Regions from separate parts of the Mus musculus genome. Here region 1 is linked to region 2. Evidence: chromatin loops called from intact Hi-C (ENCODE). Cell type or tissue: left cerebral cortex. All regions are shown on one strand. Each heading gives the region's core, and the rest is flanking DNA. Links, peaks and the distances in the headings are about the cores only. Region 1 holds the start of Gm32986 (a long non-coding RNA gene). Region 2 has its middle 22 kb from the start of Gm51294.

Region 1 (14,986 bases), core at 4,399-12,398, 120 kb before region 2:
TTAACGACCTAAGGCTTGACAAGGGTACATAGCATCTTCCCTCTCAGGAGCTGTCTATCTTCCCTCATCTTATGAATTATGGGTGTTTACTAGAGTTCTCCCCAGCTCCCCCAAAAAGCAATGAACCAGATAGATATATCCCTCCCTAGCTGAAGACAAGCTTCAACTGTTTGGATGCCTCAAATCTGGCAGAGGAGGGCGAGGTCCATAAGCTAACAGAAGAATCAATACGCTGTAATGAGAGATGGGAGTGGATATTTGAACTATAAAGAAATAACTTAAAGACCTCTTCTTTTTCTGGGGCGGAACACAGCGGCAGTGCACTAAGCTGAGCATGCAGTGTTTTGGCTTCAATCCCCAGCACATACACAAAAAGGAGTTTAATATTTCTGGTCAGCAAAAAGCAGGTGGGTGGGGAAGCATGCGTGTGACCCACTTTCTGCTGCTGTCATTGAAGCAGGCTCAGGATCATAGGGAACTTGCTTTGTCTCTCCTCTTCTCTTTGCTGAGCACAAATGCCACTTATCCTAGATTGGACCAGACTTTCTGCTGTCTACCTCTGGTCTTAAGAATAAAATTAAGGTGACAGCTAAGAAATGTGTTTCCAGCAGACTGTTCCTGACAAGCCTTTTCTTTATGGGTGAATTAGAAAGATGCACTGCTCAAAAGATAACTACAGATTCCTCCCAGGAAGAGAGGGTCCATCTTGGCTATAGAACCTTTGCCTCCTTCAAATGTGCGCTTGTAATTCTAGTGTTGCGGAGCAGGGAGGCTGGAGATAGGCACTTCAACCCCGCCAATCACCTAGCTTATCTGATCAATGATCCTCAGACCGGTGAGAACTCTGACTCAAAAGCCAGGGTCCTAAAATAAAAACAACACCAAGGCTGACCTCTGGCCTCCATGTATACATGCTAGCTCACACAGGAGCATGCATATGCAAAAATAAAATCATAAGTAAATAAAAATAAAAGTGGAAGATGTGCTTTGTTGGTTTTCTGGCTCCTATGAGGGTGTTTAGGACTGAGATAGCATCAGAGGGATGAGCCCAGGAAGGGGGGCCGTGGTGAGACACAACTGAGCCAATTACAATTTTATCTTTCCATCTCTCTCCTGTTTCCCGAGCTTTGTACTGGAGATGTGAGAAATGCATAGATAGAATATAAGACACAGCAGGCTTTGGGTAGGTAAATATTATGGAGTAAAAATTGCCAACCCAGTTGGTTTTCTTTTTTTAAGTAAGTGCAAATAGAATAATAGATTTATAAAGAAAATGGTTCTGGGCAGGGGAGTATGCTTGGTGGGCAGCTTGTAAGAGGAAAGAGACTCCACACTTCCCAACAAAAAGAATTAGAAAGGTTTTACTTAGAACTTGCCAATCACCCTGATATGTTTGCTATATATAGCCTTTCTGCATCAAATTACCACACAATACCCCAAATACACACGATCTCATTATTTTTCTACTTAAATTAAATAAGAAACATTGTAATAAAAAAAATCCCTCTTACCAGAATGAATCCTTCCACCCTGAAACAGACTCAAAAGGATATATACAATATAATACTATGTATCCTTAAAAAATGAAAGTCACACTGCCGTCTTCAAGACTATGGATGAACTCAGAGGAGACAATACTAAATAAAATAAGCCAATCCCGGGATGAAGCATCAGGTACATTCATAGGAACAGAGAAGAATTGTGGCTTCCAGGGCCTGGAGATGAACTGGACGTCATTGTTCACCAAGTGCAACTTTCCTTTCTACGAAAAGATTCGGTTCTGCAGGTCTGGGATTATCTCCCTTACAGAGGGCTTGCCTAGTGGGCAGAGACCCTGGTTTCTGTCCCCAGCCCCACATAAATCATGCCTGTAATCTTAACAGCTGGAAGCTTGGTAGGTGAAAGCAGGAAGACAAGGAGGGACAGGCCATCCTTGTCTTCACTGCAATTTCAAGGCCAGCCTGGGCTACATAAGACCTCATGTCATGAAGGAGAAAGAAGGTGAGTTCTGCTCTATAACATGATGAATACATGCAAGTGTGGTATACTTAAAGTGTCAGAGCATATACCCACTCTTAAATATTTGCACTACACTAAAAAATTAAATAGATAAAAAACACTTAAAACAAAATAGCTAATAATAATAATAGAATTTCTTAATGATAGTCTTGCTTTCCCACCAGGGAATTCTAGTCATTTGGCCTGTGGTGGGATCAAGACTGGTTACTGAGGGCATTCCCTTTACTTGAGTCCACTCTAAGCCCCTTCTAGTCAAAATGGCCAGACACTAGCAATTTCACATTGCTACCATAGCAGCAGGCACAAGCCAACCAATGTTGGCTCATATCTGTCTCTTGTGGTAGACTCCTGTCATGGTTAATACTGAACCATGGCCAACTAGAGGAGCTCTAGAGCCACCTAGGAGACAAAGGTCTCGGGGTGTACCTCTGAAGGAGTGGCCAGGTTTGCATCTCTGCTGCTGAGACAAGAACCCTGACTAAAATCAGCCTGGGGAGGAAAGGGTTCGTTTGACTTACAGAGTCTACTATGGAAAGAAGTCAGGCCAGGAACTCAAGGCAGGAACTGAAGCAGAGGCCATGAAGTATCAGTATTTACTGGCTTGCTCTCCATCACTTGCTCAGCCTGCTTTCTTTCATCACCCAGGACCACCTGCGCAGGGATGGCACCACCCACAGTGAACTGGGCCCTCCCACAGCAATCATTATTTAAGACAGTACCCCCACAGTCTTCCCCACAGGTCAATCTAATGGAGGCAATCCCTCAGTTGCGACTCTGCTTCCTAACTGTGGGTGGAACATGGCCAAATGCCCCACACCTAAGCTGCCATGTCATCCCCACAAAGATGATCTGTGCCCTTGCATTATAATACAAAGTAAACCCTTCTTTCCTTAATTGATTCCTTGTCAGATATTCGGTCCCAGGCACAAGAAACAGTAACACAGCCCACAGGAATGAAGACCCCAGAACTGATATCACCAGACATCTTACTGCCCTCTGACTCCTTAGAACACACACCTTACTCATTAGCCAATAATATTACCTCTTCTCCACCGAGGAACATCTGATGCCCCCAAGGGATATTTCCATGAGGCAAATTTAAAAGACTGCTATTAGCTATTAGGCGCTTCTGTTTGGCTCTAAATATCAACTTGGAAGTGTCAATTTGCCAGCAAGTCCTTAAGTCCCAAGGCTCTGAATCACTAACACAGCTAGCTGCAGGGCTCGACTCTCGGCATCTGTCAAGATCGTGCATTTTCTGCCAGCAGCATCTGAGCTATTTAAGTGGGTGACAGTCTATGCCTAGAACAGCATATAGAGTGAGCTAACATCATAGGATCTGAATGTAAAATGCCAGGACAGCTTAGCCACAGCATGGGGGAGGCTTGGAGCTAATACTTACTCTCCCTACCCTCATTTTTAAAGACAGGGACATAGTTTCTATTTCCCATGCTGGCCATGAACTTGTTGTAAATCCAAAGATGATCTTGGACTTCGGCTCCTTTCATTGGTCTTTCCAAGTGCTAGAATTACAGGTTTTCGTCATTATCCCTGGTTTATGCCGGTATTGGGAATTGAACCCAGGACTATATGGATGCTAGACAGGCACTCTACCCATTGAACTAGTTTGCCATCTTTGCCACATCTCTTCTTTAATATCTGTTTTATTTTCACGTATGAATATGTGCACACATCATTCATTTCTCTCTGTATATGCACACAACTTTAAATGTATCAGTGTTGCTTATACTTAATACACACACACACACACACACACACACACACACACACACACACACACACACCAGGATACTTGTTTACTTGAGTCTGTCTGTAAACACGCTGCCTTTGTTTGAACTTGGTTCTTCCTCGACATTCAAACAATCAAATACGGAGAGCTCTGCATATCCTATTGACAGGCAGGTATCCTCAGGGATGGGTGGCAGAGAAGAACAACAGAAATAAAGAGTGTACATGTGTCTGGGGGAGCTGCCTTGAGGGTATAAAGCCTGACACTCGTGTGGAAGCCCTGACTCTTCTCCTTACTGCCTGCAGAGCTTGGTTTCAGACTCTCAGGACTACAGGAGTCATTTGCAGCTAAGTCAAAACCGAACTTCTGAACTCGGTTGGATGAAGTTGCAAGCTAAGGATAGAGAATGGTGACAGACAGCCTACTAATTACCAGAGCCCTCTACACTGGTGTCTAGGGAGAGCAGAAATAGAAACAGTTGTAATAAAACAGGTGAGAGCACATCAGAGGGACAGGGAAAAGCCAGGGTGTCAGACATCAGCCCTGGGAGGCGGTATGATCTGTCCTCTATTCTGAATTGTGCATATATTGCATGTGTGTGTGTGTGTTACATTATTTTATAGTATTTTATGAAATAAATGGAAATAGAAGGACTGTTGAGCAAATAATATAACCTATAGAAGATAACATAGTATAAAATACTATAGTGTGTTATTTTTATACTTTGGGGGAATATATGGAGTACCCATAATATTTTATATACATTTAATTTAGGTTGTATATTTTTATATACAGCATATATAGTCTCATGGTACAGCTCATTTTAATTTGTCACCATGGTAACCAAAAATAAATGATCTCACTAGAAAAACTTAAGTGAAGTTAGCAGACACCCAGCTCTGCTTCCATGCTCACCATGAAGGCTTGCTTTAATGTTCTAAATATGTATGCATCATTAATACATGATTTTGTCTGCACTACCAACATGGCAGGGCGAGGAAAGATGCTAAGATCCACCTTAGGGTGTGTGTGTGTGTGTGTGTGTGTGTGTGTGTGTGTGTGTCTGTGTGTGTGTGTGTCTTTGTGTGTGTCTGTGTGTTGTCCAGCCATGTTGAAGAAACACAATTAAAGGTCTGACTTCAGGCTGGACAGTGGTGGTGCACTCCTTTAATCCCAGCACTTGGGAGGCAGAGGCAGGCAGATTTCTGAGTTTGAGGCCAGCCTAGTCTACAGAGTGAGTTTCAGGACAGCCAGGGCTACACAGAGAAACCCTGTCTTGAAAAACCAAAAAAAAAAAAAAAAAAAAAAGGTCTGACTTCAGATCTATTCATGGTGTGTGTGTGGGGTGTGTGTGTGTGTTGGGGGGGTATGTGTTTGGTGTCCCAAGATTACTTTACTGAGGCAACCCTTGTCCTGTCCTGGTCACATTCCTTCCTTAATGTTGGCCTCAGATATTCTGCTTACTCATGTGCCTGTGGGGCTGTGTGCCAGGGCTCATCTCCATGTTCCAATACATGACCTGTTCATCCTTATTTGAAAAATCAGCTATGGAGAGTGTTTGTGGGCTTGCCCTAAGGTACTGGTGAGGGGGCAATCAACTGATCTGTGAAGGGGGATCTTATAAACACATCTTAGGGACCAATTATATCCACCTTGCCTTCTGTTTTATTACAGCACGGATCACAGACAGGAGGATGGGACCCAGGTACACTGTGACTGTCTTCCTCACTTTCTATTGCTTTCTGAACTTGATTCCTTTAGTTTTTCAAGACAGACGACAGCCAAAGGCAATATTTATACCTAATCTGGGTAGCCATGGTAGTAAAGGGAATCACACCTTGCTCTCTCACTTCTGCCCACCAAGACCAGCCTCATTGTGGGCCCAAGGCAGGTGCTATCAGCAATTTATGTCTGTTTCTTTTGGTAAATCTTTGTTTAACAAAAGACTTGTCCATCTGTATTACAAAACTGCTTTCCTCACTCTTATACAGTGATGTTTGAAAGCTATATGTTGTGTTTTGTTGACCCATTTTTGAAAAAGTGACTAGGTCTTACATTTGTGTGTGTGTGTGTGTGTGTGTGTGTGTGTGTGTGTGTGTGTGTGTGTAAATGTCCACATACCTTCAGGGACCAGAAGAAGGCATCAGGTCCCCTTGATCTGGAGTTACAGACGGTAGGAGCCACCTGATGTGGGTGCTGGAAACCAAACTCCAGTCTTCTATGAGAGCAGCAAGTGTCCTTAACCCCTGAGCCACATCCCCAGATCCTTCGCTGATGTTGATATACATATATATCCAAAATCTCATGGCTCGTCTTATTGCCTTATTTGATTTATCTAAAGACACAGAACCAATAAGCAGGGTGTGGGAGGGGTGGGTGTGGGTGGAGGAGTAGGGGAGATTGCAGCCATTTATCCGTTACTTCATTATGACTATCTCTGGCCACCTTAAACATAGACTGGAAGAACTTTCCTAGCCAATCAAAATTCCCATCTCCTAGTCATCACTAGTTGCCAGGTGCTGGTTGGGTTCCATCACAAAAGGAACTGTGTGGTCTATGGAAGCCCCTGGAGGGAGGTAGCAACCAGAAGGTAATCTGTAGGGTCATACAAACCACCTTATCTCATTGTATCCAACTCATCCTGTAGGAGCCAAGCGATTGGGATTGGCTGAGGACAACAGCCAACTCTATGGGGTTCTGGTTCTCTTGAGAGATAGAGTGATTTTTTTTTTTTTACATTTATCATTGAGATGAGACAAGAGCTGGCCAAAAGATTTCTACTTGAGTAACAGAATAAGCCCACAACGAACTCAACCTGTATCCGGAAGCACAGGCAGCCTGAAGGACCTACCGCGCGGTTCAGCTCTTTCGCTACGTGAAAAGTTTTGTAAATATATTTTTATTTATCCTTTGAGAATTTCACATATGGTTACAACGAATCCTGATTGTGTTCATCCTGCTTCTCCCTGAATCGCCTCACAGACCTCTTCACACCCATCTTCCTCCCACTTCCATGACTTTATTTTAATAACCCTTGGTTCAAATTCATGCTTTGCCACCTGTGCATGAGTAAGCGGCCATCCACTGGTGCGGGATCAACATACCAGGGGCCGCATCCCTGTGGAGAACTGACTTCTCCACAAGTGGCCTTCAAGGTTCAGTAACTCCTCAGCCTAGGATGAGATCTTGGAGCCCCCCCCCCTTGCCCACCTCCACCCCCCACACATGCTGATCGATTCCATGCTGAAATGTTGACTGGCTTGGCTGTGTTCAGGCCTTAACCACCATGGCTGCTGAGAGTTCAAGGTCGCAGTGGTCCTGTTAGGTCCAGAGCACACCATTTTGCTCCTGTCTCCCTGACCTCTGGGTCTCATGACCTTTAACCTTAGCAGCAAGAGTTACAAGCCTGACCAGGTCTACCTCTTCCACTGAGGATAAAACAGACCATCTTAAACAATAATTAGAACAGCCCTTAGAACATGGTCTAAGCTGATATCTAAGGGTGATTATCATCACCAGATAGCCAAGTAAAACCCCCCAAATACCAAATGCTTGAACCAAAATATAATAAATGCTGTCAAGAAGAATGGAGAACTGCCTAATCTAATGCATATTGTGCATGAAAAAAGCTCAGGGAATGGCTAGAGAGGTGGCCCAGTGGTTAGAGCACTGGTTGCCCTTCCAGAGGACCCAGACTTGAGTCCCAGCACCCACATGAAAGTTCACAACCATCTGTAACTCTGGTCCTATGGGGATGTACACACTCTGTCAGACTCTGAGGGCACCCAGCAGCATGCAAGTGGTGCACAGTCCTATGGACAGACAAAACACACACATATATAAAATAAAATAATTGCAAACGCACAGGGAAAGTCTAAAAATAATGTCTACTTGGATGGAAACTTTAAGGGAAAATATGAAGGTTTGGAACCAATATGAACATTGGTTCTGTTCCAATCCAAACAACATTCTTGTCACTCACAAAGACCTGGACTGGATTCTGAATGAGAAGGGACTCCGTGGATTCCCACAGAGGAAGGCATGTTTGTGAGGCCTCTCCAGACAGAACTGTGCCTGGCCACAACAAGGAGTGGATCACAGAGGAGCAACCACCTGAATAAGAAAGAACACAAGGAAGTCTTTTCAGCTACCGAATGCTGTTGCTAAGTTTACTGCCTCCTGAAATACCCCAGGAGTTGTACAAGACAGTTGAAGAATGGCAAATAATTGAGGCGATGTGCGTTCAAATGAACAATTTCCAAATCGAGCAAAAGCATCATCCCGGTCAGGAACTGAGCAATTGAAAAAAAAAAAGAAAAAAAAAAAAGCAGGCCAGAATTCAAAATACTATCTGAAATATGCTAGGAAATACGTAAGAAAACCCAAGAAAGTTACCAGAGGATGACCTTGCCACATCCCAGAGAAGAAGGTAGTCTCAAAGGACATGAGTGCATCAGCTGGAATGCTGGAGAGATAGCTCAGGTCCTAAGAGAGCTTACTGCTCTTCCAAATGACCAGAGTTCTGCTCTCAGCATGCACTTGGATGAGCCACTTCAATGATGGGATATAAAGAGTAAGAAGAAAGACTCCTTCCTTCCTTGAGTTGCTCCTGGTTAGTCTTATCACAATAACAGAGAAGCTTGTGACACCCAGTGAAGAACTCGTAGGGTGATATCCAAAGCCAGCTCATGTGGGAGTCCTGCTCACGTCCATGTGTAACTTTCTATTTTTCCAGGACTACAAATCTGCCCCCTCCCCAACAAACATGCCTCCTCCTTTTCCACCTTAGGTTCTCTGCAAGAATCTGTACTTCCTGGGTTGGCACAACAGATGTCTTCCTGCCCTTCACATCTCTAACCTAGATCCTTTTTCCAGAGATATCTTGCCTACCGCTTAGCCAAAGAAGCTTCCAAGCTCACAAAACTGGTTTTGTTTCATCTTTACAGCCCATAGAACAGATTGATGCTTCCCTCCTATTTATGGATCTGCTGTCTTTTTCTTCCTCTGAAAATTACTCTCCCCACGAGCAGGGCCTCAACCACATTCCCCACTCTTCCCCATTACCAAGTGCACTGTAGAAGGAGGAATCCGGTCATGCCAACACCGAGGACCCCTCAGTGTGCAACCATGGAAACAGAGACAGCACTGAATGAGTGTCGCATGTGGAAAAAGTGACAGAGTTGGGGCCCCAACCAAGGACGATTTCACACATCAACAGAACCATCTGCCTGCGCCTTGGATCCTGCTTCCTGTCCAGTTTCAAGAAGAGGCATCTACCAGGGTGAGCCAGCCTGAGTTTTTTTTTTTTTTTTTTTTTTTTTACCAATTCAGTAAAGCATACTTACAAACCCTGAGAACACACTAGGTACAAAATTCTATCTCCTTTAATACATGGATCTTTTTTAAAAATAATGTTTGTATTGATTCCTTGAAGCCTTTATCCATGTACACAGTACAGTTTCATGATATTCACTCTCTGCCACCTCCCTCCAAATGCTCTAGTGACTCCCCCCACTTAATCTCTTTCCCAACCTCATGTTTTCTTTTTTAAAAAATTATTATGAATTGCATCCTAAGTCATCATATGTGCATGGGTGTAGGAGTTGATATTATTATTGTATGTGTATATGAGAAAGCCACCACAATTAAGATACAAAGCACTTTCAACAAGAATATCTTAAACTGAAATAGCTAGAAAGAGACAGAAAATCACATTTGCTGCTGGGGATTTGACAATCTCTGAGAGCTCCCCTAGCAATGTACATCAAAAACTCAGAAAGTACACACAGGGCTGGGCATGGTGCTCAGCTGGTCCGGTGCTGTCCAGCATGAAAGATGCTCTGGGTTCCTTCCCCATCACTTCATAAGCCAGGTGTGCTCAACACACCTGTAGATTCAGCACTCAGGAGGTGAATGCAGAGGGCCCAGAGTTCAAGACTATACATCTTTGATTATATAATAAGCTCAAGGCCAGTCTGGGCTTCCAGAGATCCTGTCACAGAAGGAAGGAAGGGAGGGAGGGAGGGAGGGAGGGAGGGAGGGAGGGAGGGAGGGAGGGAGGGAGGGAGGGAGGGAGAGAGAATAAAAATAAGTATAAACAATCGTTGCACTTGTTTCCTGGGTTGGTCTCATGCTGTTGATCATGGATCCGGAGTTGTGCCATAGCTCAGACGTACCCACTCATCCACAACAACCAACACAGAACTCTTTCTGACGCACAAATGAGATGTCTCTGAGGTACATTTCAGAAGCTTTGGACTTGAATTTGGACCACTCAAGAGAGGTAAATAAGAGCCAAATCAGCAGCCAACAACAAGAAGAACAAGAAGGGCTTCCAGAATACTATCTCCTGCTTGAAAAAGCAGAAAAGACCCCCAAACAGCATGATGGTATAAAATCATGATAAGCCACTTAAAATAGGGGGGCTGGAGAGGTCGCTCAGCTGGTCAAGAGTGACTGTTTTTCTTTCAGAGGATGCACCCATGTTCATTTCTCAACACCAGTGTCAGGTGGCTGAGAACTTTCTGCAACTCCACGTTCGTCTGACCTCCAAAGTTACTGGCATGCATAAGCACACACACACACACACACACACACACACACACACAATTCCTTCAAACTACAAAGAGATTTTCGATGGTAGCTATGTAGTAATTTACCTTTCAGAGGACCCCGTAATTTCCCCTCCTCTGAAGTGCACCATCCCGTATTTCATGGCTCAGGTTTTCCATATTCATTCTTTACCCCTCTGAGGCCTGTGAGCATTCAGATTTATGACAGTGGAACTAAATAACCAATAATGCAGGCGTAAAATGGAACAATGAGTGTCCACTAAGCCATGTTACAAGAACATCTCCGTCACAGTGTGCAGAGTGCCTCTATTTCATGTCCCTGTGTTATTTTTTATGTTGCATGAAATAATCATGAAATCATTGATTTGAAACACAGGAGGAGCGTTGCTTGTTCATCCCTCTGCCTGGATCTCAGGAGGTCCAGCATGAATCTCATTTGAGACTGTATCCTCCAGGGGTTTCTAGAGCTCTGTGTGTGTGTGTGTGCGCGCGCGCGTGTGCATGTGCATGTGTGTGTCAAAGCTCAGGTCTCTGGCAGCCCTGATGAAACAGGTTCAGTCACATACCTTGTACACATCAATTAAAGAGTCCACAACAGTGAAACTCTGGGAAAGGCCTTATTCAATGTGATCACATTGGAAAGAAGAACAGATAATGTAGTCTGGTGAACCCCAAGTAGAGCCTTGAGGTCCTAGTGTGAGCTTCAGGTTCTAAAGAAGGCAAGAGAGGTACATCGCCAAGCAGACTTGGTCCAAATGGAAACTGCCCATCCCTGACCCCTCACTGTCCATGCAAGATGACCTGACAGGTCAGACCTGTGTGGAGTCTCTTCCTAGGAAACAAGGTCCCCCACCCCCAGCTGGCCCCAGGCTTCAATGCTTTCCTTCCTCCAGTACAAGACTCCTAGGAAATTTTTAATTCTCTGGGGCTCATGGTTTCAACAGTTTGGCAATCAAAGGAAGGGACACAGAGAGTTCTCTTTCTAGTGTACCCTGTCCAGATGGTGACTCCAGGTTTGTGGCTATTGGTAGAATTCCTTCTTTGGGACCTTGTGTCTCCAAACCTAGAATTTCTTTGGTGGTCTTGTAAAAGACGTATCTGATCAGAATCAGTGCACAGGGGAAGTTTCCTCGTTTGGTTAAGGCAGGCAGCTGTCCTGAACCTCAGCTGCAAAATCCTTTTGCCTTAGCTCTGTGTGGACCCCATGCACAATTCCCCCTCACCCAGAAGAGCACACATACCAAGGGACCAAGGATGTTGACTTAGCATTCATAACACCAAAGTCCCATATGCATTTTTTTTTTTTTTTTTTTTTTGCCAAAGAACAAACACCTGAGAAGCCATGCATTGAAATTGCTGCCCTGGTCTCCGCACACTGAGATGACACATGTCTTTTCAACTTCTCTTTGAAGTTGCCTCTGTTTCTCAAATCTTCTGTGGGAAGATGGACTTTTGTAGTAAGAAATATCAGAGAGGTGATGGAGTAATAAGGCCTTGTTGACCTAAATAAACTCCAGAAACTCATCAAGACGGAAGCTGTAAACTGAACATGGCCCCCTAAGTTTTCCCTTAAAATATTAATCCTTTTGGAGGGCTGGGGAGTTACCTCAGTGGGTAAAGAGTTTGACCTGACTTCAATCCCAAGCCCATGTTTTCAAAAAGCCAGGCTTGGTAGTGTGCACTGGGAAGGTAGAGATAGGATCTCTGGGGCTTGCGGGCCAAGGTAGTTCCCAATCAAATAAACAAATCCCAGGACAGTCGAAACCCTGTGTTAGAATGCCAAGGTATATGGCACATGAGGAATGACAGCTAATACTGTCCTTTGACCTACACACGCATGTGCACACATATGTGTGTCTATAGGCACACATACACATATATAAACATACACAAATACACATATATAAACATACCCATACACACATAGGTATATACACATGGACATATATACACATAACAACACACATACTGTGTCATTCTTTTTTTTTTTCCTCAGCCACTCCCAGGTCTGTACTGTCTACCCAGCTGACCCACTTACCCATGTCCAAAATGGGTAAGGGTTTATAGAGGCAGGAGGAAGGGAGTAGCAGAGTAGACAGTCATTTGGGCACAGAAAAGGTTCACTTCTCTGAGACTGGATCTCTTGATGCTACATGGCACCTACCAGAGTGACTCTTCAGTAAGCAGTGGTCTACAGAGTCGGGGTGGTGACTTAGTTAGGGTTATGGTTGCCCTGATGAAACACCAGGACCAAAGCAATTTATTTAACTCAGACTTCCATATTTCAGTTCGTTGCTGAAAGCAGCTAAGGCAGGAACTCAAACAGGACAAGAACCTGGAGGCAGGAGTAAATGCACAGACCATGGGGGAGTGCTGCTTACTGGCTTGCTCAGTCTGCTTTCTTATAGCACCCAGGTCCACCAGGCAAGGGATGGCACCAACTCCATAGGTTGGGCTGTCTCCCATCCATCACTAATTAAGAAAATGCTCTACAGGGTTCCCTGCAGCCCCGTGCTACAGAGGCATCCTCTCAGATGACTCCAGCTTGTGTTAAGTTGACATAAAACCAGCCGGCACCGGCAAGGCCACAGCATAGCGGTAGAAGAAAGTTGTTGAGGGTAAGGTAGACGTTTAAGCTAGGTTCTGCATTTCAGTCAAATCTGTTGGGTGTCAGGGGGGCTGATATTAATAAACTGACTTCATGGGATGTTTTAATACTCAGAAACTGGCAGCGCTAAGGTATTCGGTGGCTGGTACATTCAGGAGGGGTGCTTTTCAAAGCAGGAGGCGAGAGAGACCACTGACAGCCTTGGCTGCCTTCCGCCTGACATCCAGATCGATGGAGAGCCATTTCCTAAGGATCGTTCCCTTCTCCGCTGAGAGGAGAGCACATATTTGCCTTCTATGTGCAGATAATTTCATTTTCAACCAGTGGATCACCACAAAGAAGGAGCTAGAGCCTCGCAGAGAAGCCTGATAGTCCGCAGCATCACGTGAGAAGCTTGGTGGTTCGAACAGCCTCGCATCCCACCTGTAATTATCCGCACCACAATGGACTTTTCTCCGGTCTGATAAAAACATGGTGTCCATGGGCATCGACTGGCATTCTCCCAGAGCAAAGCACAAGGCCACTGTTTCTCAGATTCCTTCTCCCTTTTGCTTGTATTTTGACCAGCCCTCAAACGACAGACTTGAAGATTCTCAGTCAACTCCCCTTCCTTCACTGGACAATTGAAAATTACATTTCACGGTTTGGACAAAGAGTATTAATAAATGCAATATTTTCAAACCTTATTGCTCACGGGAGAAACTTCTTTTTTTAATCACGTGGTGTTGAATTGCAACCGATGAATTCATTTCTATTTTAATTAGAAAGCTCCGGTGGTGCCGGACGACACCAGGCTGTTGCTTGCAGGTTTTGCTGGCCACTGGCAGGTGGCAAGAGCCTCATTATTCTGTGCAGGTCCCTTCCCTGGCTGTTTTAGAAGGAGCCACTAAGTTCTTTATCCTGCGGGTTAGGCCACAGCTGCGGATTATGCTAATTCTTGCTTACTTGCAAATAGTCCTGTGTTTATTTTGTGCCTCGCCAGCTGTCAACAAAGACATTTTGGAAATAATTCCCATATTTAAAGGCAGATTTTGTTCGAGGGGTCCTGCTGCGAGCCCCACTACCACCCCTTATTTGGTATACAGGGGGTTCTTGGGCTACCTCTGATGTTGAAAAACTGGGTGTGGCCCCAACCTAGGGGCAGCTCTGTTCAGTGGTCTTCTCACGTCTCTCTGTCTCCCTCACCTGTAAGTTTTGCTGAAACCAGGCCTGGTTTTCCTGTGAGAAATTTAAAACGTCACTCTGACTGGTTCTCCACGGATTGAGGAGAAATCTCGTTTTATGGTGGTTATGGAGGCTGAAGATTTCATTGCTTTCAAATCAGCGTTTGAGCAAACATCCTCTCAAATTGGAAACCCTAACACTTCCCCTCGCTGTCCCCGAGGCTTTGAAAAGCTTTCCTATTTAACCATCGCAGCGGAAAGCCAGTGACAGCATATAAGGGGATAATTGCACTCCTGATCTTACTCCCGGGTTATATCCTATTTACCTGTCCCCTTCCAGATTTTCTTTGATTTTATTTCACGGAAGAAGTAGAAGAATGTTTAATTATCCTTTTCCAACAGGTATTGCTTCATAGCAAATCAGGAAAAGTCGGCAAATCAAAAAGCATTTAATTTCCACCAGCGTTTCTTCACGTTCTCAGACGCTTTTCCGGTTAGTAGGTGAATTCAGACAAAACAATGCGTGCATAAGGAACGCTCCTGCCCCACGCCACCGAGAACGCCCTTCTATCCGTGCTTTCTCAGAAGGCTTAGAGGATTGTTTAAATTTCCCTCAAATTACATTCACAGGCTCCATCTCTGTTCCCCCCAAAACACGGTGTGAACAATGGAAGGATCCAACACATTTAAGATTCCTTTGGAAAGACACACACACACACACACACACACACACACACACACGCACACACGCACGCACGCACGCACGCACGCACGCACGCACGCACGCAGGCGCACAAGTTCCCTAATGGTCAGCGAACATGTAGATCTGATGAGCTGGCTTAAGGCAGGAATTTAATGCGGAACCCCAATTATC
Region 2 (14,986 bases), core at 2,777-10,776:
CAGTAAAACCCTAACTAAAACACTTGACTATGGGCTAGCCAGTGAACTCCAGAGATCCCTAGGTCTCTGTCTTCCTTGAGTCTGAGATTAGTGTACATGCTAATACTATAGAACTTTAAGTGGGCTCTGGAGATCCAAACTCGCACAGCAAGTACTTTAGCAACTGGTCCATATCCTTTAGCTAACAAGTGGACTTAAAAGGATGTAGATGTGGATCCTGAGTGGCTGACATCAGGGAAAGCGAGCTCTGGTGCACACCACGGTAGCTGGTGCAGGGTGAGGATCGTGGTACAGGAGACATCAGAGCCAAGGAGACATAACTGGGGCATGCTTGGGACTTACATTGCCTGTGCTGCCTCCACATAGGAGCCTGGTGTGCCTGTGCAAGCTGGAGGAGAGCCATCATGCCGATAGAGGTTGCTGTGATCTAAATGTCTGTCTCCCCTACCCCACCCCCAGGAAGATGTCACCAAAGATGACATCATTAGGAGGCAGAGCTTTGGAGGGTATGAGTCTAGTCATAAAGTTGGAGTCATTGTGAATGTTATTGGTGCCCCTATATTAAAAGGAAGGAAGGAAGGAAGGAAGGAAGGAAGGAAGGAAGGAAGGAAGGAAGGAAGGAAGGAAGGAAGAAGGAAGAGAAGGGAAGGGAAGGGAAGGGAAGGGAAGGGAAGGGAAGGGAAGGGAAGGGAAGGGAAGGGAAGGGAAGGGAAGGGAAGGGAAGGGAAGGGAAAAGAAAAGAAAAGAAAAGAAAAGAAAAGAAAAGAAAAGAAAAGAGAAAAGAAAAAAAGCCCCAGAGAGCTCTCTGGGTCTTCTCAGCACAGAAGAATATAGACAGAATGCTCCATTTACAAGCCAGGTAACAGCAAATATGCCAGGGTCCTGATCTTGGATTCGCAGCCTCATTATCGGCCATCCGGTCGCTGAGACTATAGTGACAGCAGGCTGGCTAGTTCCTGGGTGAGGCAGGAACCAGCCAGGAGTGGAGTGAACATACAACATGCTTCTGATTTCTAGTCAGAACAGAATGCAGAAAAATGCTTCACAGCTAAGCAATATGAATGACACAACTTGGTTAATCTCAGGCCCAAAATTCAAAGCAAATGAGAAAGATAAATTGTATGAGAGACATGATAGACATGATCATTAATCTTGATTGCTAACTTGACTGGCTCTGAATTCAATTAGAATGCATGCCTCTGGGTGCTCTTGATCAGGTTTTCTTGGGGTTTTCTTGATCAGATTATTTGAATCAAGAAGATTCACCCTAAATTTGGGTGGGACCTTCTGGTGGCAACCCAGATTTAAGGACTTGGAACAAGGAAGCTTTGATTTTTGCCTGTTTGTCTTCACTCTCACTGGCAAGGTCATCTCTCCTGTGGCTGCTGCATTCCTTTGCCAATATTAGAACCACCTTCTTTGATAACTCGTTGTAGACTGAAGACCAACACTTCCAGGAAACTTCCCGGCCTTCAGCACCAGGTTGGGATTGCTGAGCCATCAAGCATCATGGACTGAGCAGTCCATGTGGTTCTCCCATGCAAGACAGCCATTGTTGAATTATCCAGACAGTGTCCTGTATGCCAATCAAATTCTCTTGTAACGTATATGGTGGTTTGAATTCCTTTTTAGAGTATGTAGTTTTAATGCGGCTTGATCAGGAATGGCTACCGTAAACTCCTGTGTTTTAATGCTTGGCCCGTATGGAGTGATACTATTAGGAGGTGTGTCCTTGTTAAAATAGGTGTGGCCTTGTTGGGGGAAGTGTGTCCCTGTGGTGGTTGGGCTTTAAGGTTATATATGCTCACGCTATGCTCAGTGAAATAGACAGTCCTTTTCTGCTGCCTATGGATCAAGATGTAGAACTCTGGGCTCCTCCAGCACCAAGACTGCCTGCACCCTGCCATGCTTTCTGCCATGATGATAATGGACGAAACCTCTGAAATGGTAAGCCAGTTCCTATGGAATGTTGTCCTTTATAAGAGCTACCTTGACCATAGTGTCTCTTCACAGCATTGGAGACCCTAACTAAGACAATGTGTATTCATTCTGCCAGTTGGGTTTCTTCGGAGATCCCTAACTAATACAATAGGACTCAAGAGAGAGTAACAAGTACCCACCAGGCATCACAATTTCCAGTTTGCTATTCTGGTGAATATGAAGTTGTTGTGGGTTTTAAAGAAGGAGGAGGAGGGGGGAGGAGGAGGAGGAGGAGAAAAAGAAAGAAAAGAAAGGAAGGAAAGAAAGAAAGAAAGAAAGAAAGAAAGAAAGAAAGAAAGAAGAAAGAAGGAAGGAAGGAAGGAAAGGAAGGAAGGAAGGAAGGAAAGAGAGAGAGAGAGAGAGAGAAAGAAAGAAAGAAAGAAAGAAAGAAAGAAAGAAAGAAAGAAAGAAAGAAAGAAAGAAAGAAAGAAAGAGAAAAGGAAAAAGGAAAAAATATGAATTTGTTGTTGTTTTTTTGTTTGGGGGGGGATGGAGTCTGATTGGCTGGCAAACCCTGAGCCCACATCAGCTAAAGCGATTAAAGCATTAGAAATTTGTGTACACAAAACATAAAGTTATTCCTGTCAAATTCAGATGAGAGATAACATCGGCCATGTGGGCAAGCCTGGAGCCTCAGGCATTTAACACAGACAAATCAGGACACACTGTCAGCAGCCTGTCCGGCCAACAGAGACAAGGCCCTATGTGTTGTGTTGTTATTTTCCTTTATGAATTTTGTAGTCACACTGCTCATTAATCGTGTTTATAATGTTAACTTTGGCACGTTTTCTTGGCTCATCAAGTATTTCCTTAATGAACTGTCAGTTCACCCCCATCTCAATTGCAATGACTTTCAAATTAAGTTCAATCTGGACTACTGGGGTTTTCAAAAATCTACACTGGCAGGAAACACAGAAAAAAAATCTCTTTCATTATATTTGAAGAGAGACAGTCATTCTGTGGCCGTCCCCCAGTGCTGACTGTGCCCAAGCTCAGTGCTGAGACCTCTGCCCATGTTTACCTGGGCACCATCAGATGCATGAGGTGACAAAACCGTGCACTGCTCCCTCACCTGCAGCCACCCTGTCCCAAATACCTGGTGTCTTTCCTCCCCTTAAAGAGAGCTGTTGGGGTCCACACTCAGCATCACCCGTGCCCATGATCCAAAGCCCACACCTTTTTAAAATCAGATTTATTCATATTATTTAATGTGTGAATGTCTTGGCTACATGTAACTATGTGCACCATGTGCATGCCTCGTGTCTGAAGAGGCCAAAAGAGGGCATGTGATCTCCTGAAACTGGTTAACAGTTGAACGTGAGCCATTATGTGGATGCTGGGAATAGAACCCCGTTCCTCTACAAGAGTAACAAGTGTTTTTAGTGGCTGAATCATCTCTCTAAGACCCAGAATCTATGCTCTGACCCTGGAGATGCTTCTACAAAGCCTATGGGAGATTTGATGGCGATCCTTAAGAATAGACTTCACCCTATCAATGAAGAGGATGCCATAGCTGGTGATGCTATAGAAACTAGGAGACTCTAAAAGAAAGTGCCTTAGTACAGGAGGGTCCTATGAGGACCAAGACTGGAGGAGCACCCTGAACTGGATAGAGGATGGGTTGGGCCATTGCAGCAGATAGAGGCATGATGGTACTGAGGACATTTGAGTAATCCCGTGAACTATCCAGTTTGGGGTCTTATCCAGTTAGGTTTCCATTGCTGTGAACAGACACCATGACCAAGGCAACTCATATAGGACAACATTTAATTGGGGCTGACTTACAGGTTCAAAGGTTCAGACCATCATCGTCAAGGTAGGAACATGGCAGCATGCAGGCATATATGGTGCTAGAGAAGGAGCAGAGAGTTCGCTATCTTCATCTAAAGGAAGACAGGAGCAGTCTTTCTCCCATGTGGCTAGAATGAGGGTTTCAAAAACTCACCCCACAGTGACACATTTCCTCCAACAAGGCCATACCACTTCCTAATAGTGCCACTTCCTGGGCCAAGCGTATTCGAACCACCACAGGGTCTCTTCACATATATGATAATTACAACATTGTTTTAAAGTCTTGCTTAAAGACCCGTGATGTTTGTGTGAAGAACATTAGTTAGTAATAGGTGGCTCCAAAACCCCAAGAACATGAAGGCCTGAATGCTGAAGTATCTCCCTGAAGTGCGAAACTGACATGTCTGCACAGCCCTCCATGTTCTCTGCAACATCATGATGCTAAGTGTGTGCAGCTCCAGTGCCCGGCTTCATGAGTGCTGACATGTGTGGGCTCTCTTGAGCTGCACACTCATAGAGTCAGGCCTGAGCCTTCTGTACTTTTGCTTATGACTCAGAACTCTGGCCTCGATTGATGGGCAAGTGGGCAAGTGGTTTCATGAAGAAAGATTACTGGGTGCAGCCAAAGGCATGGAGGTCTGTGATTTAATTACAGAGTTGAGGGAATCTGGCTGGTTTCTTCCCATACTATGTGAGAGACGCAGTCACTCTGCACAAGCCACTTGCACAGGGAAAAGGCACAAGGGACACTTGTTTTCTCTAGACTGGATCAGATGAGCCCTGATCAGATTTAAATACCCATATTACTGGGGAATAACTGCTTTTCAGTTCAGAGATGCACATGCTGCTGCTGCTGCTGCTGCTGCTGCTGCTGCTGCTGCTGCTGCTGCTGCTGCTGCTGCTGCTGCTGCTGCTCCTCCTCCTCCTCCTCCTCCTTCTTCTTTTGGTTTTGTCGAGACCTGGTTTCTCTGTGTAGCCCTGGCTGTCCTGATTCACTCTGTAGACCAGGCTGGCCTCGAACTCAGAAATCTGCCTGCCTCTGCCTCCCAAGTACTGGGACTAAAGGCATGTGCCACCACTGCCCAGCCGATGTGCATGCTTCTTAAGCACCCAGAAGGATATCAGGCAGATCTAGATGTTTGGTATCAGAATACCTCTCTTCCTGTGGAGTCCTCTCGTGACCACTATAGTGACCTCATGATCACAAGTTCACCATTCTGCTTGGCCCCATAACAGACCAAGAAGAACACATGATTTGGGAAGATGAGATGGGCAGATTTTAGACCATCTCATATGCACAGCAAAGAGCAGCATTGAGAGGACTAGAGAAGATGTTGGCTGACCCCAGGCCTTTTCTCACAGAAACAGCTGACAACCGCCCCACAATGTTCCAGTTATGGGTGTTCCCTGCAATAACAGAGAGTTTAAAATAGCACCCTTGCCTCCCCCTTCCTCCCCCAAGTGATGGGCGGCAGGCCCACGGGCCACCAGGCTTCCTGTAGGAGAAGCCTCTCTGCTTCCCTCAGAGCAGCTCTCCAAGAAAATAAATAGCATGTGCTCATTATTCAAATGAGGCTTAATTAATGCAGAACTCGCCCCCAAACTTTCCAAGACACCCATGGTAATGAGCTCCCAGCTCTCCTCCCCTCCAGCTTGTGATGTCAAGCTGAAGAGCTGCATGTGACAATAGTGCTGAGATGCTAAGAACCGGACTGCAATTTGACCCTGGGGTTTCTCAGCTTGCTGAAGTATCTCAGCCTCAAGCCTGTGTGTCAGTCCTCCTTTCTGGAGTAAAGGTGATGGAGTTGGTGATGGAGAGGACCCAGAGAGCCTCTAGGGTTATAAAAGAGACTCAGTCAACACAAAGGACTTTGAGGCTGTCTCTAACTTACATACCTGAACCAGCCCCAGCCCTTATTTTCAGCCAAAATATTTCATAAATGGTACAGCAAGAGATACTGAGTCACCCTGACCTTTATTCATGGGCTCACATCCTTGTTCAACTGAGAAGACACCTCCAGAGTCCTGGAGGGAGCAACGTTATGCCTGGGGTTCGAGCAAGACAGGATACAGGGACTAGAAAGTTAAAGCTGACAGTGAAATGGAGAAGCCTGTCCTCTAGGATCTAGCCCATGTCTCCTGATGACTGGGCATCAGAAACATCAATGCAACTGACCCAGCCAACGCTGCCTGCAGAGATAGTGCATGTTTTCCTAACGATATCTCAGTCGAGGCTGAGAAAAGAAACACATGGGCCTGAAGAGATAGCCCATCAGTTAAGAGCATGTTCTAAACTCGCAGGGAACCCAAGTTCTGTTCTTAAGATCCACTTAAGCAGCTCACAGCTGCCTGTAAATCCAGCTCCAGGGAATCTGACGCCCTCTTCTGGACTCCAACAGCATCTGCAAGCAACACACACACACACACACACACACATACACAGTTGAAACTGTCCTTACTAAGGGTTAGGAAGTACATGGCCTTGGGGTTCACACAGTTACTAGTCCACTCTCATCCCTAAACCCAAACAATGTAAGTTGTAATATCATCTTAGAACTTTACTTATAAAAAGAAAATCCCTTTAGAGAAACAAGTGAAGAGCTTGAGAGATGGGTCAGTCCTAAAAAGCAACAGCTGCTCTTGCAGAGAACCCGAGTTCCGTTCCCAGCACCCACATGGCAGCTCACAGACAACTGTAACTCTAGCTCCAACGGATCAGACACCCTCCTCTGATCTCTATGAGTACTGTATGCATATAGCACACATACATATATGCAGGCAAAACACTCAGACACATAAAATAATAAAATAAATCTAAAAAAAATTTTTTAAAAAAACAAGGAAATTCAATCACTATATTTTTACCTAATTTTTAAGTTTCACTTCATCCTTTAAACCTTGCTGTAAATTATACCTTCTGAACAATGGTGCCTGAAAAGCCACAGAATTGTGTATAAAATTCTCTCTAAATGCCCATGTTCAAATCAGAAACATTGACAGTTATTCTCTGTGTAATAAACTCACTGATTTCCCCCCGCCCCGTGGTGTAGTTAGGGGTCTAGCTTTACCTGAGTCAAGGTCTCTGAGTGGGACGGGAACTTCTCAGTCTCTGACTGCAGCGTCCAGTCTCCCCACCACGGTTGACAAAGGACAGAGTCCTCTGCAGGAGTCCCACAGACGCCAGATGCTGGTGCAATAATACAGCCTCTTGCTTTCCCCACCTGTGAGGTAAAGGTCTCCATTCACCTGTGATTCACCAAAGCAGGCTGGCCACCAGGAACAGTGGAGAACGTCCTACAGAAAAAGACAGCCTCTCTGGCCCTCTCCAAGGTCCTGAGAACATCCCTGGACTCCAGTCCACAGAGATGTGGGTAACCTGCCATTGTCAAAAGCCTCCCTGGGAACAGAGAAGGTAGACAGAGGAGGCAAACACTTTCCTTTTCTCCTGGATCCCATTCCTCCTGGTTCCCATTCCTTACATATTAAACACGCCACTTGCAGATTCATTGAACGAAACACCAGGGGCTGGGAGATAGCCTGTCACATTAGCGATTCAACGATCAGAATTCAAATCCCCAGCACTGGGGCACTCTGCCTGGAGCCTCAGTCCTTCCACCGTGGGCTCTGTCAACAGGAAGGCTTCCAGCCTTCCCTGCACAGGGCAATAATGCAGCCTTGCCCCCTTTCAGGCTTACGTTCACTTATTAATCAATAACCATGGGGCTCAGTGCAGAGGCCACCGGCTTGAAGAAGAGCATGAGAACACAGGGTGTTTGCGGATTCAGCCTGATCGCATGATGCTTCCGTGATGTCAGAGTCATGGCCTCCAGGACTACACCTGGATCCACTCTCTCTGATTTAACACCTTAATTGAAGAGGACATAACAGGAAGGTACTGGAGAAAGTCAGAGTACTGCCAATTCCCCAGTAGAGAAGTAGTTCCCTCCCCCCCTCTCAGGCACAAACCCTTTTCACTCCTCCATCCACTTAAGCCTGTGATTCATGAATGAAATTAATAGGAACCAACCAGGCGTGGTCATGCCTGTGGTGCTACGTCCAGCAACAGATGTCTCCTACAGCGATTGTATTAGAGTAACCGTAGCCCGAAAACGCAGCCTGCTCATCAGTGCCTGATCACCTTAACTAACAAGGCTGGTGGTGACACTGGAAAAGGTAGCTGGAACCGGGGCTGTGCCTAAGCTGCCCCTGCCAGCTTCAACATACCTCAAAGTCAGTCACTTATCTGTTTCCTCCATGGGGAAACTGAGGAATGTCTCTAGTTTCGGGCGTGGATCTCAACTCTGGTATTTATGCCTCTGTTAGTGAGTGTCTGAGGTGACCCAGGGGCCCTGGAGAATCTGGCTTGGGACGGGAGAGATGCTTTTCATCCTAAATCACCATGGTTACCCCAAGTTTTGACAGCTTAATATGGTCTGCCTGTTTGTGTGATCCTGTCCTGGCCAGTCTGCTGGTCAACAGAGGAGCAGCACCTCTTCCTCTGCATTCAGCAAGGTCCACTCTCACCTGCCCTCCTCCCCTGGCCTCCTCCCACTTTGTGTGAACACAATGAAGCCTTAAAGAATTTTAGGTCCCCCAAATGAGGAAAACCATGGGGTATTTATCCATTTTGCTTGGATGGGCTCTCCTACTCTAAGCCCTTCACAGCTTAAAAGACCAGATATCAAACGAACCCACACAGCCCTATCTGTATCCAGAGGCCCAAGAAAATACTCAAATTTCAGAGAATCCTGGAAATTCAGCTAACTCCACCCTCCTTCTTGCTGTTACCCAACGCATGAACACACACACACACACACACACACACACACACACACACACACACACACACTGCCTGGCCCTCTCTTCTCCTAGACTTGTAGGTAACAACTTCTGCTTTCCACCTTCCCAGGAATCCCTGTGCCATGTTCTGTCTCACCATTGAAATGACCCTTGAGCCTTAGAAAACATGATCTACCAGAGCTCTGGCTCTAGGCATGGGGTGCACACAGTGGCCAGCCTCACTTTGCCTACCTGCTTTGGTCCTAGGTTACATTCCTAGTTTCCTTGTACAGAGTCAGACAGTCTGGTGTTTATTCCTGGCCTAGCAACCCATACCCACAACTTCATCTCTGAAATTTGCTTTCCTTTCCTCCAAGGAAAGGAGTTATTGGTATTTGGAAGGCTGAGGCAGGGGCGGGGGTGGGGGGAATCACTGCAAGTTTGAGGTCAGCCTAGGCTATATAGTGAGACACTGTCTCAAAAGGGGGAGTGGAGGAAGAAAGAAAAGGGAAAAGAGCAGAAGGGAGGCAGAGAGGGAAGAAAGGATGGAGGGAAGGAGAGATGATGGGAGGAAGTTGCCAGCCTTTTCTCTTTCAGTGGGTGCTGTAAACATCTGTCTCTAATACTCACCAACACAGCTATAGTCTTCATAAACCCCATGAAGATTCCCAATGTGAGGGCACACAGCCATTCACTGTACACACACACACACACACACACACACACACACACACACACACACAATCTCATCTCATGCAAAGCCCCCTCAGAAGAGACAGCACACAGCCCAGGCTCAGAGCCACATGGTGGATGGCAGTCAGCATGAGCATTTGGACACTGTGTCCATAGAGACTCAGAGGCAACACATCAGAGGACACCTGCACACCACGCTTACTGCAGCACCATTCTCAGCAGCCAAGATGTGGAATCACCCTGAGCATCCATCGATAGACCATCGAATAAGTAAGACCTGGCACACATACACAGTGGAATTTTATTCGGCCATAGAAAGGATGGAATTATGTCATTTGTATGAAAACGGATACAACTGGAGACCACTGCATTAAGCAAAATCAGCCAGACATGGAGAAGAAAATACTGTATTTTAGACTCATTTGTGGGCCCTATACTTCTTTACAGAATTTTCATGGATTCTTAACAGATCCAAAAATAAATAAATAACTACATCCATGTGCCATGAAGGCAGACAAAGACCTGGAGAAGGAAGGAGACGAAGCAGGGGAAGCACATGGGATGTTTAAAGGAAGTTGTCCTTATGCAACCCAGCTCTGTGGATGTGTAGACACACTGATGAGGCTCAGGACCACTGCCTTCATCCCAAACTGCACCAAGACCCATGTTCCCCAGGCCTGGGGTAGCTAAGGCCTTTGCAATTTAAATTCCTTTGCAATTTAAAAACATTTGCTCAGTTAAATATGAGCGTGTGACATACACTACAGAAGCCAAGGAGATGGCTCGACAGTTAAAGCACTTTCCATGGAAGCACAAAGACCAAGGTACAACCCTGCCCCCAGAAACCCACATAAATGAAGGGAGGGGGTAAAAGGAGGGGGTGTGGAGGCTGCCTATAATTAAAGCCTGGGAAGGCAGAGTTAGGGAATCCAGAGAGCAAAGTGGCAAGCAGAACGCGTTATATCGATGAGCTCTGGGTTTGACTGAAAGACCTTGCTGCAAAGAATCTGATGGGAAAGCAATGAAAATCCATGACATCATGTCACACATACACACATGCCTGCACAACACACGTTCAAACATACTAGTACACACACACACATATATATCACAGAGAGACCAAATCCAGGGCCTTGTGCAGCTAAACCCTCTTCCAGGAGCCCTATTGAGAACTCACTGAGCTACAAAAGAGCCAGTGGCCCTCTCAAGTTGGAGGGACATGACTGTGCCCAGGTCAGGGGCGGATGCAGCTCCCACAGGTGTGGGCTCATAGAGACATCTTCCCTCGGACTGGCGCTAGAGGGCGCACGTGGCCCGGAGCCCCTCCGTGCATTCTTCAATCTCCAAAGATCCAGGCAGGGGTCTCTCCACCCCTCCTCTTGCCCTAAACCCGGAAGGTGGGAACTGAGCCTGGAACAGCCTGGCAACTGTCAGGGTGAAGGGACTCTGCCTGCTCCCTCGCCCGCCACCCCAGAGCTGGTGGGAGGAACTGGAGGAAGGTTTTCCTTGTGCACCCTAGAAGAGACCTCAACTCTTATCGAAAAAGTTTTTCTCTGTGCACAGTGGAAGAGAAGTCAAGTCTTAGAGATCCTAAGCTTTTGCTTTGCTTTTGCTTTGGGAACAATGGCTGGGAGGGGGGGAGGGGGGGCGGGGGGGGAGGATTTGCAGCAGCATCTCTGAGGAGGTCTTAAGAGTCAGATACTGAAGGTGGATCTCTGCCCTGCCCTTTGCCGCGTGGGCTGGAACAAAGACATCTCCGAACGTCAGTTCCTTCTGGCTCTGAGATGGGATGAGTACCTCATTGTAGGCTTGGGGCAAAGATCTTATACTATCCTGCACCTGCAGGTGGCTCAGAGAGCACCTGTAGAGTCAGGAGCCCAGCTCCAGTGTGGATTTTCTGCTAAGGAAAAGAAATGCTTACTTTTCATTGATCCACATAATGGCTTTGTGTGGCTAATCAGCCTGAACGCCATCCTATTGTTTGTCTGCAGTTAGATCTAACTGTTGATCTAATTACCCAGGTCTAGAATTAGACTCTCACCCTGAGCCGGGAGAACTGCTCGAGCAATCTACTCCTTCTAATGGAAACCCTTCTGAGACTGAGAGAGTTCTCCCTGCCGCCTCAAAGTTGCCACAAGCGAAAATGGCAGGTAGCAAAGGAAACCTTATTTTTCCCCAAGCCCTAACTAATTACGGGATGTCATCACAGCCCGATTAGTATTTACCCAACAATGTGCTGATTCCTGATCCAGCCAAAAGCTTAACTGCCATTTAAATGGAGCACGATATTTAAATCTTAATTTCATTACCTGCTGGTAATAATCTTACAATTATAAATCCAAAGTATCACTCGGAATACATTTGCATACGTAAAAGAATCCGTCCTCATTGTTGCTCCATGGCTCCATGGTTTGACTTTTGAACCAGAACTGAGTATCCTTTTATGGAGAACAAGATTACGGAGTACATTCCTGCATCGAAGCCTGCTTGGTGTGGGAGAGAAACACAAGCGTACAATGAAAGGGTGGCTGGACAGGCAGAAATGCCACGTCCGACACCTGTGAGTCAAGAGCCACCTCTGTGTGGTTTAACGATGCCCACAGTCTCTGCTAACAAGTCAGTCAGTATAACAAAAGCCACTTCAGAATTCCCAGACGGTCAACACTAATTGTCACAGAAGGGGCAGTGGAGTCTCTCAGCCTCTCAGGCTGCCATGGCCTCGCTACCTATATTCTGGCTGTTATTTCTCTAGGGCAACGTTCTCCCCGAGGAATAGAGCCTATGCGGGCTTATCAGCATGAGTGTGTGTGCGCATATGCAGAAAAGAATGATCTCGGCAGCTGTGAGTCCTGTTCACAGGGCATCTCCAGGTTGTCCCCTCACTGGAAATATGCTAAGATCATGGCTTTTGATCACTTCCATTCCAGCTGGCCTGAGGACCGACCCTGAGCAGAAGCAGCGGGTGTGGTTCTGAGGGGAACCTGTGCTAGTTGGGATTCAGAAAACGTCCAGCATTGTTGAAGTCACCCTGAGTTCACTACAGAACAAATTCCTGCTTGGCTGGGAACCCCTCACCTTGATGCCCCCTGGGTGATCCTTGGACAGTTGGCTTTTTCTCCTGAGCATCAGCCCTGATATCCTTAGAGCCTTGGGATTCCTCCTCTTTTTCTGGAACATTCTATTCCCCAGCCTATCCACTCCATCCTGTTCAGGTATCAGTTTATCGATGGCCCATCTTTACCTGTCTCTATACAACACTGGCTCCCTCTTTACTACTTGGCTTTTCTCTATAACTCTGTACCCTCTACAGCTCTTTGTTTATTCTCTCCGTCCACATTCTCCATCCTCCATGCCTGGAAAACTGACTGCCACATAGCAGTGTTCAGTGAATATTGTTGATGCCACAGGCCTATAATCCCAGATCTTGGAATGCTAGGACAGGGAAATTATGAGTTCTAGGACAGTTTATGCTACATATGGAGACTCTGCCTCAAAAAAAATTACTGATATTTGTTGGGACAAAGGATGAATAAATGCCAACAGCAGCAGCATCCCCCTTTGTGACCATTATCATTATCACCATCACCATTTTGACCGTCATCATCAATACCACGCATTATCAGCACCACTACCACCATCAGCAGCAACAACAGCATCAGCATCATTATCACCAACATCAACATCACCAGCAGCAGCACAATCACCGTCATCATTACCCCCAACACTGCTATTGTCATGATCTCCATCACCGTTATGACCTTCATCACCACCACTACCACAATCAACAGCAGCACCATCATGACCAACCCAATCACCACCACCATCATCACCACCAACATCAATATCACCAGGGCCATCGGCATCATCATCACCACCACCACCACCACCACCACCACCACCACCACCACCACCATCACTATCATTGTTTCCAGAAGGAAGGTGCCAACTGTAGTACGAATTTGTAATTCTAACAAGCCTATATTAAAGACACACAATCCAGGTATTTTATTTACAAGCTATAGCCTAGATTAGACAAATCTAGGACCATACTAACGTATTTCCCAGCTATAGGTCCCTTTACTTTCTGTTTCTCCTAGCCATGCATTTCTGGTCCATGGCAGCTTCTTCCTCCTCTGCCTTCCTCTCCTCTCTCCCTCTTTCTATCTACCTACAACCCCCTCATTTGAACCTCCAGTCCTACCTTTTCCCTCTACTGCCAAATCACAGGTTCTAGCCTTTTTTCATCAGTTAAATTGGGGAGAAGGTTCATATGGCATCACTTTGAGTATGTGATAATCTGCAACCACATTTCCAGGAACCAGTATTTAGCATTAGAATACAAGCAGCATCAGGACCAGACCTCTGCAGCCAACAGAGTTCCTGGGGCAAAAATAATGACATGTAAAGAACAGTACTTCCCATAAGCTCTTAAACAAAAGCACCATGAGGAATTATCCTTACCACCAATGAGTTGGCTCCATACATTCGGACAAAGCAAATGCGAAATTTCTGGGTGTGTGTGGGTCCTGTACTGATGAACTCATTGTGTCTAAACACTGAGCAGAGATGAAATGTGCTCACTAGAACAAATATCTTACACAGGAAAACAATCATGCTAAGCCACATAAAATACCCAGATCCACTACCGATTGGAACTCCAGCTTTTGAAACTTGGTGCCCATGTGTGCTCTCACAGGCACTTGCATATACAAGTCCTGTACACACACACACAAACACACACACACACACACACACACACACACACACACACACACACACACACACATGATTACTGTAACAGTGTGTCCTGCTCATAAAATCTTGTGTTCACCAGAGAATCAAAGTCCAACTGAGAACAGTGAGAAGAAATGACACACATCTTCCCAAATTCCAGACAAAATCTGCTCCTACTGTGTGCTGTCCTGAAGCTCCCCCAACAGACACAGCTAGCTGGGTAGTGTTAGGTTTGACTGGTCTCTATTTTCTGCAGAGTCCATACCAGATACTTCAGCATAAAAGAAGCAACTGAGGCCAGGGACAGATGGCTGGAACACAAACTTAAATGTAAGACATCTAGTTCTTGAGAGATGCAGTATAAAAGCAAGCAGCATCATAGCCCTAACTTTCCAAGGAACCAGGGATCAGCGGATATGACTTATTAGGTGACTATCCCTCAGCTACTTCCTCTCCTATGGTTTTAATCATTTCTTCCTTCTCTCTCTCTCTCTCTCTCTCTCTCTCTCTCTCTCTCTCTCTCTCTCTCTCTCTCTTTCTGTTCAGGGAATTTAACCCAGGACTATAAGCATTCTACCACTGAGCTATGCCCCCAGCTCTCTTTTAACTTCTATGTTGAGGCAGATTCTCACTAGATTTCCCAGATTAACCTTGAACTCAGTATATATACCACATGAGCCTTGAACTTGGGCTCCTTCTGTCTTGGCTTCCTAAGTAGCTGGGATGACAGACTTGAGCCACCAGGCCTGAATTGATCATTTTCTTATTAATTCTTATTTGTCTTTCTCTTTTTAAAATGGTGTGTGTGTGTGTGTGTGTGTGTGTGTGTGTGTGTGTGTGTGTTGTATGAAATGTTTATGTTCTCATGTGTGTGCATACATGTGTAAGCGTGCAATCATCCATGAGGCCAGAAGTCAATATCAGGTCTCTTCCTTTACCACTTGCAGCCTTATTTATTGAGGCAGTGTCTCTCACAGAACCTGGAGCTCATTGATGCAGCTGTAGGATG

What was found. Peaks named below come from ENCODE experiments on the same cell type or tissue, not always from the same donor. Only the 100,000 strongest peaks of a DNase experiment are listed, where the experiment ranks them.
Region 1: it touches region 2 in a loop (2.1-fold over the local background); 2 of 42 quality-filtered maps call a loop at or near these places.

The regions. Positions count from the first base shown.
Region 1 is chr5:125,919,991-125,934,976 of GRCm38, reverse strand. Gm32986 (a long non-coding RNA gene) reads left to right here and starts at 8,178. Exons shown (of 3, transcript XR_377070.2): 1 at 8,178-9,050. 1700048F04Rik (RIKEN cDNA 1700048F04 gene) reads right to left here and starts at 6,208. Exons shown (of 2, transcript NR_166411.1): 1 at 5,891-6,208. In left cerebral cortex, for the core only: no CTCF peak of the experiment used is centred there; DNase peaks (open chromatin) are centred at 7,793, 8,591 and 8,896; H3K27ac peaks cover 2,174 bases.
Region 2 is chr5:125,795,836-125,810,821 of GRCm38, reverse strand. No RefSeq gene overlaps it. Among named protein-coding and RNA genes, the nearest start is that of Gm51294, 22 kb to the right of the region's middle. In left cerebral cortex, for the core only: a CTCF peak has its summit at 10,533; DNase peaks (open chromatin) are centred at 6,114, 9,441, 10,082, 10,548 and 2 more places; H3K27ac peaks cover 1,596 bases.